Regions from separate parts of the Homo sapiens genome. Here region 1 is linked to region 2. A link is a loop called in an ENCODE intact Hi-C map of the cell type or tissue named here. Cell type or tissue: heart right ventricle. All regions are shown on one strand. Each heading gives the region's core, and the rest is flanking DNA. Links, peaks and the distances in the headings are about the cores only.

What was found. Hi-C counts contacts between places; a loop is a spot of excess contacts. Peaks named below come from ENCODE experiments on the same cell type or tissue, not always from the same donor. Only the 100,000 strongest peaks of a DNase experiment are listed, where the experiment ranks them.
Region 1: it touches region 2 in a loop (9-fold over the local background); 92 of 110 quality-filtered maps call a loop at or near these places.

What each region holds. Positions count from the first base shown.
Region 1 is chr6:110,527,095-110,530,013 of GRCh38, forward strand. No RefSeq gene overlaps it. Among named protein-coding and RNA genes, the nearest start is that of SLC22A16, 52 kb to the left of the region's middle. In heart right ventricle, for the core only: a CTCF peak has its summit at 1,155 (motif pointing right); a DNase peak (open chromatin) is centred at 1,141; H3K27ac peaks cover 1,789 bases.
Region 2 is chr6:110,948,550-110,951,468 of GRCh38, forward strand. No RefSeq gene overlaps it. Among named protein-coding and RNA genes, the nearest start is that of GTF3C6, 8.7 kb to the right of the region's middle. RefSeq lists a silencer at 1,377-1,671. In heart right ventricle, for the core only: a CTCF peak has its summit at 1,349 (motif pointing left); no DNase peak of the experiment used is centred there.

The DNA.
Region 1 (2,919 bases), core at 179-2,678, 420 kb before region 2:
GTCCTGCTCACACTCAAATCCAAAAGCAATAGGAGAGTAACTGCAGAAAGTATATAGCTCTACTGCTCTGAAGGGGAGAAGTGTACATGACTATACAGATCTTTTGTGTATTTGTTTAAAAAATAGTTCTACATGGCCGGGCGCGGTGGCTCATGCCTGTAATCCCAGCACTTTGGGAGGCCGAGACGGGTGGATCACGAGGTCAGGAGATCGAGACCATCCTGGCTAACATGGTGAAACCCCATCTCTACTTAAAAATACAAAAAACTAGCTGGGCGTGGTGGCGGGCCCCTGTAGTCCCAGCTACTCGGTAGGCTGAGGCAGGAGAATGGCGTGAATCCGGGAGGCGGACCTTGCAGTGAGCCAAGATCGCTCCACTGCACTCCAGCCTGGGCAACAGAGCGAGACTCCGTCTCAAAAAAAAAAAAAAAAAAAAAGTTCTACATGGATATTCCTTGTATGCTGCCTCGTATGGCAGTTTCTTTTGCGTGTATGTTTTTATTTCCCTATTTACGCCATAAGTTCCTGAAGGATAGGAGTATATTACTTACACCTTGTCAATTCCAGGGGACCCAGCAACAGAGTCTCACATGTATTCAGTATTCAGGAAATATTTGTCTAGAGAGTCAGCTTGGCAGAATGGAAAGTGCATAGGCTTATGGAAACATGGGAAGTTAAATCAAATCCCAGCTCTTCCATTTACTAGTTAGGTAAACTACAGCATTAGTTAATATCTGCGATCTTCAGTTTCCTTATATTACCTTATAGTTTTGAGATTAAATGAGATACTGTGCATCAACTGCCTGTTTCACTAAATAATAGCAATTACTGTTATTTATAGATGAGGATAACTAGTAATAAAATATTTTAAATGAGCAAGTGTAACATTAGACAGACAATTGAAGCAGCATTCTGTGATGGGTATTTCTTAGCATGTGTTAAAACATCAGGAAACCTTTTGACAGCTGCTCCCCTGGCTAAGAACGGCCCCTTCCAGGTGTGCACCCTCTAGAGTGCCCCAGAAACAACTCTTTGCCAACTACCTTCTGCAAACCATCTTTTCACTTGAACTGACTTCCCCCAAACAAACCTGATTAATTACTGAATAAAATACACCAGGGCGTGTCCTCGGAGCACAACAATATTTCTGCCACAAGAGGGCACAATGTGACTGTGTATACTGTAGTTTCTTAACAATTACAATCCTAAAAGTTCATATTCATTACAGGATACACTGTGTTCCAGTAATTGTTTTTATTTGAATATTGTTTTTTATATACTTGAATTAATTTTATTTCTTAAGGCAAAAATAATGGAGAGCAGGAAATTTCCACAATTTCCTTGTGGAAAATTGTTCTCAGGCTATAACTGGTTAAGTACAAACATAACATCATTATTTTCTGTTTAAAATACTGTGATTCATCTGCTTTCTGGGAGTCATTTCCTGTAGGGCCTTAAGAGGCTTTCTAGCTCCAAATTACTCTACATTCCTAGTTCTTGTTATGTTTCCTGCAGGCCATCAAGTTCATGGATTTTATTATAGCCTTGCAAATTAGTAGAAAAAATTTACTAGCCCATAAATATTTTATCAGCTTCATCTTGCTCCTGGGGGCAGATTGGTAATGAAATCGCTGAAAGCACTATTATTCATAACTTACTCAGCTATAAAACTAATGATTGTTACATAACCAGTTTCTAGCTTTTTTTTCCCTCTCCTTGGGAAGAGTGTGCATGTCTAGTGGATGTGGGCATGAATGTAGCCAAATAAACCTGTTGCCCAACATCACATGCAAACCATGGTATGGATGGCAAGAGTGATACGTACACAGTCTGGTTTCATTGACAAATGGAAGTCACTCTCTGCTATGACCTGAATATTTGTGTCCCCCTCAAATTCGTATATTGAAATCCTAACCCTCAAAATGACGGTATTAAGAGGCAGAGCCGTTGGGAGGTTGTTAGGTCGTAAAAAGCCCTCATGAATGGGATTAGTGTCCCCATAAAACAGGCCCCAAGAGACCCCTCACCCCTTCCGCCTTGTGAGGTTACAGTGAGAATTTGGCCATCTATGAGGATCAAGGCCCTAACCACACACCGAACCAGCTGGCACCTTGATCTTGGGGGTACCAGCCTCCAGAACTGTGAGAAATAAATTTCTGTTGTTTGTAAGCCCCCTAGTCTATGGCATTTTGTTATGACAGCCTGAACTAAGATACCTTCCTTTGAGAAGTCCTGCTGGCAACAATACTCATCCCGTTTGAGAGAATTACTGGCCAGAACGCGCCTGTTTCCTCCTCCTCCTCCTCTTTATCCTCCAGCCACCCATTTCCCCGGACACCTAGTGGGAAACTGGGCAGAATCTTGTTACACTGTTTTACAAACATTTCTATCGCTGGGCTGGAGATGGATGTTTCTGTGCTCAGGAAGCTGGTGTGCTTCTGGTATGGTACAGTTGTCTGAGTCACTGTCCATCTGTCTCTCTTTGCAAAGTCACATGTTTCCTTGTGGTTGCCATATCCATTTCAACTAAGACTTTATGTTCCATGCCAGCCTCCACCTGGCTAAGGGGAAGTGCCCTTCCCCTTGTACTTTGGGGGTGCCTGCCTTTTTCTGGAAGAATAGCTGTGGGTCAGCATCCTTCTTCACGCATTATGTCTATGCCCCGCTCCAACTGGTCCACAACTAGAATAGGATGGCAAAATAACTATACAGTTATTAATAGTGAAAGCAAATGTGCCACACAAGAGAAGCAGCCCCCTGTAGGCAAGAGGGTGGGTGAGGACAATCATGGAGAAGAGGCAGCTTTTCCCTCCACCGTCAGCTCCCCTCCCCTCTTAGTTTAAGCTCTGAGAAAGTGTGTGGGACCCTGATCTTCCCCATTATTGAGCCCTGTCCCATAAACAAAGGGAGTCGGTGAGG
Region 2 (2,919 bases), core at 126-2,625:
CCTCCCAGATTCAAGCGATTCTCCTGCCTCAGCTTCCCAAATAGCTGGGATTACAGGTATGCACCACCCCGCCCAGCTAATTTTGTATTTTTAGTAGAGACAGGGTTTCACCATGTTGGTCAAGGCTGGTCTAGAACTCCTGACCTCAGGTGATCCGCTGCCACAACCTCCCAAAGTGCTGGGATTACAGACGTGAACCACCACGCCAGCCAAGTGCTTTCTTTTGAATTCAAGGCCTTCAAAGACGGTAATTCCAGTCTTATTTCTAACACTACATTACTTTCTAGCAAACTGGAATACTTTACTTAGTGTGTTCTCAATATTTAATTGAATCTGATTGTTGGCAGGTGGTGTTGACGTCTACTGTCATCTAGCACAGTGGTTCTCAAAGCGTGTTCCTTAGACCAGGGCATCAGAATCACCTGAGACCTTGTTAGAAAGGCGTATGTTCGGCCGAGCGCAGTGGCTCACGCCTGTAATCCCAGCACTTTGGGAGGTTGACGCCGGCGGATTGCTTGGGCTCAGGAGACAAGCCTGGGCAACATGTCTCTACTAAAAATACAAAAAAAATAGCCAGGCATGGTGATGCATGGCTACTCAGGAGGCTGAGGTGGGAGGATCACTTGAACCCAGGGAATGGAGGTTGCAGTGAGTAGAGATCGCACCACTGCACTCCAGCCTGGGTGACAGAGTGAGACCCTGTCTCAAAAAAAAAAAAAAAAAAGGCATATTTTCTGTCCTCTCCTATATCAAACCTGCTGAATCAGAAACTCTGGGGGTGGGGCTTGAGCAGTCTGCATTTTAATTAGCCCTCCAGCTGATTCTGATACAGCTGAAGTTTGAGAACCAGTCGATTAACATTTAGTTTTCAATCTAAAACAGAATAAGATACATTTTTAAAAGCTCGTATTGTCCTTAAATGGAATATAAACTACTACGTAAGTGTAAAATGTTGATTTTTAAGACAAAGTGAGGTGGCACACAGTTGTAATCCCAGTGCTTTGGGAGGCTGAGGCAGGAGGATTGCTGGATCTCAGGAGCTCAAGACCAGCTTGGGCAGCATAGTGAGACTCCATCTCTACAAAAAAATTTTTTAAATTAGCCGGGCATGGTGGCATGAGCCTGTAGTCCCAGATACTGTGGAGGCTGAGGTGGGAAGATCGCTTAAGCCCTGGATATCAAGGCTGCAGTGAATTATGATAGCGTTTCTGCACTCTAGCCTGGGGGACAAAGCGACCTCCTGTCTCTAAAAAAAAAAAAATTCAAAAACAAATAAAAAAAAGAAAATGTGTTCTAAAAGAACAGGTTAAACAATTTTTAATTCATTTGTCTCCTCCTAGTGGCAGGCTTTTAAATATAGAGCACAACACTTGATTTTTCAGAAATCATATTTCTGAAATTTTTCATGATTCTTTTTTTTTTTTTTTGAGACGGAATCTCACTTTGTCGCCAGGCTGGAGTGCAGTGGTACAATCTCAGCTCACTGCCACCTCCAACTCCCTGGTTGAAGCGATTCAAAGGCTTTTACTGATATGGCAGGGTAATTTATGGAGACACTAATACCCTACATTCTCCCCCTTTATCCCTTCCAAGCAGGCAGGTAGGCAGTTTGTATTTCTTTATCTGTGATGTTTAAAAGAATGGAAAGCTGGCTGGGTGTGGTGGTTCATGCCTATAATACCAGCACTTTGGGAGGCTGAGGCAGGTGGATCACTTGAGGTCAGGCGTTCGAGACCAGCCTGGACAACATGGTGAAACGCCATCTCCACTAAAAATACAAAAAATTAGCCAGGCCTATTGGCTGATGCCTGTAATCCCAGCTACTTGGGGGGCTGAGGTAGGAGAATCACTTGAACCCAGGAGGCAGAGGTTGCAGTGAGTTGAGATTGTGCCATTGCACTCCAGCCTGGGTAACAGAGCAAGACTCTGTCTCTAAATAAATAAATAAATAAATAAATATTAAAAAAAAAAAACTGAAGAATTAGCCAGGCATGGTGATGCATGCCTGTAGTCCCAGCTACTAAGGAGCCTGAGACAGAAGGATTGCTTGAGCCCAGGAGTTCCAGTGAGCTGTGATCACCCCACTGCACTACAGCCTGGGCAACAGAGCAAGACCCTGTATCTAAAACAAAAAATAAAAACTACAGGAGGAGATGGAGATTTCCTTAGGCTGGGAAAGGACTGGTGTGTCTCTTCTCTCCCAGCAGTGTCCTGAAGTAGTGCCAAGACCTAAGAGGCTAGCCTCAGAAAGGCCTGCTCTAAACTTCAGGGTTTCCAAACAGCAGGGATTCCCATGCTTTACTGAAACATAGTGCCTGAAATTGAAGGGTCTGTGTGGCTTCAAGAACCATGGGAATCTCAGTAGTAACCAATATGGATTAAAGACTGGAGAGGCCTCTTCAAATACTATGCCTGATCTGGGAGTGTAAAGGAGAGGAAATTGAGATTAAATTTTCCTGCCAGCTTGATGTGACAGGGGCTCAGAGTCAAGCTTAATTTAAGGAAAATAAGGAAACACGGTTTTTCTTAAATATCAAAGTTTGTGGTTGCAGTTCACACCCCAGGAAATACAGTGAAAAACAAAGCAGAAAGAGATGAAGAACATAGCAATAGATGTGTTTACAGAACAAGGGTTATTGATCCTAATGTCATTAAAGTCTTACCATAGAATGATGTGGCTGACCCAGTTTAATCAGGTGTGCAGCTCCCTAGCTCTTTAACTCCTCTTCAACTCTATTAAGGCTGGATGCTCAATCTCATTCTGTTGACTCTTAACTAGCCTGATGCAGAGGTTGGCATCTCTACCTGCTTTCCCAGAAAAGACAATAGAGTGTAGTAAGTCAGATAAGTTTCCTAATTTTCTTTCTTTCTTTTTTGAGACGGAATCTCGCTCTGTCGCCAGGCTGGACTGCAGTGGCA